Regions from separate parts of the Homo sapiens genome. Here region 1 is linked to region 2. A link is a contact called in ENCODE Hi-C data. All regions are on one chromosome and are shown on one strand. The core of a region is the stretch at or near the end of the contact, and the rest is flanking DNA. Distances in the headings are between cores, read along the strand shown.

Region 1 (2,700 bases), core at 186-2,685, 2.4 Mb before region 2:
TGACTACATATGACTTATCCAAGGAGCTTTTAAAACATAGGGCCGGACAGGGCGGGCGCGGTGCTTCACGCCTGTAATCTCAGCACTTTGGGAGGCCAAGGCGGGAGGAATGCTTGAGCCCTGGAGCTCGAGACCAGCCTGGGCAACATGGTAAGACCCCGTTTCTATAAAAATATAAATTAATTAAAAAAATAGAAAATACAGACATCTGGGCCTAGATCAATTAAACCACAATCTCTGGTAATGAGGTTTGGAAATGAACCAATTGTGGGGTCGGGGGAAAGCTACCTAGGTGCTTCTAATGTGCAGCTAAAGTTGAGAACCACTGATCTACAGTGAAAATACAGGCAGGGCCGGGCGCGGTGGCTCACGCCTGTTTTCCCAGCACTTTGGGAGGCCGAGGCGGGCGGATCACCTGAGGTTGGGAGTTCGAGACCAGCTTGACCATCATGGAGAAATGTCTCTACTAAAAATACAAAATTAGCCGGGCGTGGTGGCGCATGGCTGTAATCCCAGCTACTCCGGAGGCTGAGGCAGGAGAATCGCTTGAACCCGGGAGGCGGAAGTTGTAGTGAGCTGAGATCGTGCCATTGCACTCCAGCCTGGGCAACAAGAGCGAAACTCCGTCCCCCCCCAAAAAAAAATATATATATATATGTATGTATATATATACATATATATATGCATGCCTAGTTTCAAAAGTGGCTTTCAACTCCAGAATCAAGTAGGGACTTTAACAAGAAACTGACGATCTGGGGGAGTAGGAAAGGTTTTCTAAATTCACCTGGGAATTAGCTCGCAAAGAGCCCTCCACAAAACTTAACCCTAAAGCCGCCATTAATTTCCAACATTCCTCAAAGTCTTGTACTTCTTAATCTCCCTACCATCCTCAAAGCCCTGTCAAGACTTCCACTTCTGCTCTACCCGCCAAGTTTCCTTTTTATCCTATCAAACCCCAACCTCCATCAATCCCGCCACCAGGTTCCAGTTCAGCCCCTCCCCCGCCCCTTCGCAGGGGCTCCGCCTCCTCCCCGGGGCCTCCACGCTCCAACACCGTAGCTATGTCCACATGCCACCACCCCCTTTCCGCGTCCGCCGGCCCCTTCCGCTCCTCAAGACCGCACCTCCCCCGGCTCCTTCTCACTACCGAAACTCACCGAAGGAAACAGACGCCAGTGCTCCTCCCGGGGCTGCCACCACGGCTCCGGCAGGCGGGCCGGGGACCGGCCGAACCTGAGTTGACGGTGGAGGGGCTCGGGTTAGCTAGATGGGCGGTTGGTTAGATGCGTAAGCGGTAGTATGCGAGCTCAGTTCGTTGTTGCTGGTTGGCTGTCTAGTCGGCCGATCCGTCTGCTCACCCGGCCTGCCCTTTCCTGCCTTTCGTCTGCAGCGGCCGCCAGCTCCTGCTCGGTGTCCAAAACAAAATGGCCGCCACGTCCAGTGCTTGTCTGACCGGCTAAAATGGCGTCTACGCAATTACGTCAGGCGTCAGATCCGCGCACGACTAGAGGGCGGGAAAGATTTGAGCTACGCCTGCGCAGAGGTCAGAGGCGGAGCCTTAGGGCGAAGGCGGGGCTTTCCATGCAGTGCCCCGCCCCTAGGGGCGTGGCCAATGGTCCTGTTGTTGGGGCGTGCCGGGGACTTCACGTTCCAGTAGTGGTTGCGCTGCAACCTCTTGGGGGTAGTTATTAATGTGGGCCTTAGAGGGGATTTGGGTCCCGAATTCCCTCGCCCCTCCGTTCCCTAGCCAAGGTACACCGTCTAAAAATCTTTACGCGGACTTGCCTCGTCTTCTTCCGGACAATTGGGCCTGGGGAATTTGCACTGGTTTTCCCCTCATGGCCACTCGCCCAGTCTGAGAGTTGTGAAGTGCCGTAAATGCTCCAGCCAAGGCCCAGGAGGCCAGTATTAGGAGCAAATTCCTCTCCCATCCTGCACCGGCCAACACCACCGCCCGTCCATGTTTTCCTCCTCACTTCCTCCCCTCCCCAACTTGGCCTAGATACTGTTTACTCCTTCTTGGGGTGGGGCACCTTTGCGTCCTCGATTGCGTTTCCATGTCCTCCCCCCACACCTGCCATCCGTGTTTATTTTGTTGCAGACCTACATAGGGATTTCTCTTTTCTCTCTCTGATTTGTTGTTGTTATTTTGAGACGGGGTCTGGCTCTGTTGTCCAGGCTGGAGTCAGTGGCGCAATGAATCACGGATCACTGCAGCCTTGACCTACTGGGCTCAGGTGATCCTCTCACCTCAGCCTCCCGACTCCTAGGATTATGGGCATAAGCTATGTTTCCTGCTCAATAAGGGATTTTTCTCTCTTTCTTTTTTTTTTCTTTTTGCAGATGGAGTCTCGCTGTGTCACCCAGACTGGAGTGCAGTGGTACCATCTCGGCTCACTGCAACCTCCGCCTCCCAGGTTCAAGCGATTCTCCTGCCTCAGCCTCCTGAGTAGCTGGAATTACAGGCGCGTACCACCATGCCCCGCTAATTTTTGTATTTTTAGTAGAGATGGGGTTTCACCAGGCTGGTCTCCAACTCCTGACCTCAAGTGATCTGCCCGCCTCTGTCTCCCAAAGTGCTGGGACTACAGTCGTGAGCCACTGTGCCCGGCCTCAATAAGGGATTTTTCTAATGACTATGTGCACAATACAGTGTACATATGTTTGAGGAATGAGAGAATGACACATCTGCAACCCTTC
Region 2 (2,921 bases), core at 233-2,732:
TCCTCCCCTCACCCCCACCCTATTCAATTCTGCAGAATCTGGGTTTAAACAAAAACCCTTGTCTCTATAGGCCTGGCTCCTAAGCCTGGTTCCCTCCTGACCAGAGGCCTGAGCTACCTTCCACTCAGGTACTCAGAAAAGTGGACTGCTACAACGAAGACCAGCGGGGACTAGGAGAAAACACCTGCGAACTCACCCGCCCCCACACCCCGCCAGCCACCTCCCTCTTGGGTGCCCCAGTGACTTAGAGGTCATCCGATGGCCACCCACCCAGAGCAGACAGTCGACCAAGCAAGCCGCCAAGCTCAAGCCAAGGAGGATCAGGCCTTCCTGCGACTGCTGAGCCCTGTCTCTAGGGCTCCTATCTCCCCCGCCCCCTTTCCCTCTGTGGTTCCCCAAAAGCCAAAGAGGCTGAACAGGAAGAGGCTGAACAGGCCCAGGTCGAGTGGGGGCTCCACTGACCTTTGCCCGGGCCCAAGGCCTGCAGCGCAGAGGAGGGCGAGGGGCTGGCGGCGATTAGGTTGAGGCCAAGCTGGGTAGCAGACGGAATTAAGTCCCTGCCATCTGCCGAGGGCTGGCGCGGGGAGCAAGTCCTGGGTTTCGAGGAGGGGGCGGGGTGTACACATGAGAAACTACAAGGGAAACTGAGGCGCGCGGCCCTTCTCTCACTCGCACCGGCGTGCGAAGCGAAGGCCGGGCCTCAGCCAGGCCAGGCCCTTTGGGAGCTGCTGCGCAGCACCTGGGGACCCAGGACTACACAGGATAGGGTGGGGAGCTGGAAAGAGGGGAGGAGAGAGGGGACGGTCTCTGCGCGACTCTCAGCTCTCTAGCTGGGGTCCGTCCCAACTCGGACCTCGTCCCCTCCCCTCCGGGCGCAGCGGAGCCTCCTCCCGCCGCGCACTCCCGGAGGCTCGCTAGAGACTGGAGACTGATCGGGGGGTGCGCAGGGGGCCGGGGGCGCAAGCCTGAGTCTTGCCCGGGCCCGGACGCTGACCCGCACCCAGTCGGGGTGCAGGTTCTGCTCCGGCCTGGCCCAGGTCCCCCGCCCCCATCCCCGGGAACGGACACCATTTTAGGTCGCGACATCCCGCAGCCTTCAATCTCCGGGCCGCACTTCGGGTGCCTCTCGAGCCGGGGGCGCCAGGACCTGGGGTTCTCGACCCTCCTGGGGGTTTACCCGGCTACGGACTGTGCTTACAACAGGCCAGGAGTTTCGCCCATCCGCCCCAATGGATGGAGGCGGTGTCTGGGCCTTCCTAGAAGCCGCCCCAGGGGGCGGCGCGGAGAAGGGGGTAGTTGACCAAGTGGGGGAGGGGCGGGGGTATTTACCCGCCCCCCCCAAGGGGGCGGAGCCAAGGGCGGGTATTTACCCCAGGCACGCTTACTTGTTCCGCTCCTGGTGCGGGCCGAGACCCGGCGGTCTCTACCCCGCTCCAGCCGCTGCAGCCACCGCCGCCCTCCCCGCGGCCGCCGCTACTTCCTGCTTCTCTCCGGTTCGGCCTCCCCACTCCCTCTCCTCCCTCCGCGCTCCAGGTCTGGGCTGCCCGTTTTCGCACTCGCCATTGGCCCTTGCCCCCGTCGCTCAGCCCTGTGCCCCTTCCAGCCCCGCACTGGGTTGGCCCTAAATACTGCCGCTCGGAACTAGCCCCGCACAGTCCTCTTATGCTCATTGGGCAAGGGGCCGAGGCCCTCTGAAGATACCTCTCCCCATTGGCTGCGCCGGGGTCCGTCTGCCCCATCTACGAGTCTCGTAAACGATTGGCCTCCGCCACTGTCGCTTAGAAAGAAGCCAGCCTGCTTCCCAGCTTGCCTACTGGAAGGGGGAGCACCCAGGTGCGTCTCCGCCCCTCGCTCCCTACTGGCCGCTCGAAGCTTGAAGCTGCAGTTCACTTTCGCGAATGTAAGGAACCCAGCTTCTGTGTGGTGGGCACTGAGAGCAGAACCGCATTGAGTCGGAGTGGAGCACAGAAGTGTAGGTCCTTTTGCGCTGTTTCAAGCTAAACCCGTGTCACTGATGCCGTACAGAAGTTACAGAATGGGACGCCACCCCAAACATTACGTCATCCGCTGACCATTTCCTTGCGGTCTTCCCACCGTCTAAATCGCCATATAATCTGATGGATGGGGTCCTCGCGCGGTTCAGCTCCTGGGCGACAGCGTAACCCGTCGCTCCTCCCTCTGCGGGAGGGCGTGGACGGGGCACGGGATTTGGAGCATGGAAGGAATCGGGACCTAAAGGTTGGGAAGGGCTCGCGGACCGGAAGCGGGGGAGGTGACGTAGGAGTGCTGGCGTGGCCGGGCCATTTCCAAAGAGGCATTAAAGGAGCAACTGATAGGCGTCCTAAGTATGGGCTGGGGGGGGAACCGCCAGCTCCATTTCCCATTTAAGGGCTCCCCTTTTCCCCGCCCCCAGCATGGAGTGGGGGTGGGGTCAAGGTCGAGTTTTCCCGCGCTTTGTTGCCACGCCCCCTGGAGGCGGGGGAAAGGGAGGAGTCGCTCGGAAAATGAATCTCCTTGATGCTCTAATAGCACTCACTGGCAGAATTCGTATGCAAGCCCAGTGTGCCACCTCGCGCACGCAGCCGCTCGTTAACGGCGTGTTTTTATTTTTTAATTAATTTTTTTGAGGCAGAGCCTCACTCTGCTGCCCAGGCGGGAGCACAGTGGCGCGATCACGGCTGACTGCAGCCTCAACCTCCCAGGCTCCAGTGATCCTCCCGCCTCAGCCTCCTGAGTAGCTGGGACTACAAGTGAGCGCCAAATCGCCCTGCTAACTTTTTTATTTTTTGAAGAGACAGGGTTTTGCCATGTTGCCCAGGCTGGTCTCAAGCAATCCTACAGACGTGAGCCACTACTCCCTACCTTGGCGAAGTTTTTTATTTTTTATTTTTTGAAACGGGGCCTCATTCTGTCGTCCAGAC

What was found. Hi-C counts contacts between places; a loop is a spot of excess contacts on that map. Pooled maps may share reads with other maps.
Region 1: a map of ascending aorta shows a loop between it and region 2 (5-fold over the local background). The contact joins the promoter of CHTOP here to the promoter of ZNF687 in region 2. A Hi-C loop is called at or near these places in 1 of 168 maps with a recorded cell type or tissue (ascending aorta), 1 of 37 single-sample maps with no recorded cell type and 5 of 50 pooled maps.

The regions. Positions count from the first base shown.
Region 1 is chr1:153,632,801-153,635,500 of GRCh38, reverse strand. It overlaps CHTOP (chromatin target of PRMT1), which reads right to left and starts at 1,435. Exons shown (of 6, transcript NM_015607.4): 1 at 1,158-1,435. It also overlaps a transcript of S100A13 not described here. RefSeq lists a silencer at 932-1,011 and an enhancer at 1,352-1,461.
Region 2 is chr1:151,280,860-151,283,780 of GRCh38, reverse strand. ZNF687 (zinc finger protein 687) reads right to left here and starts at 1,482. Exons shown (of 9, transcript NM_020832.3): 1 at 1,386-1,482. ZNF687-AS1 (ZNF687 antisense RNA 1) reads left to right here and starts at 1,852. Exons shown (of 2, transcript NR_135595.1): 1 at 1,852-2,238. RefSeq lists enhancers at 371-440, 749-1,634, 1,681-1,910, 1,941-2,140, 1,635-2,519 and silencers at 861-1,020, 1,301-1,580, 2,262-2,602.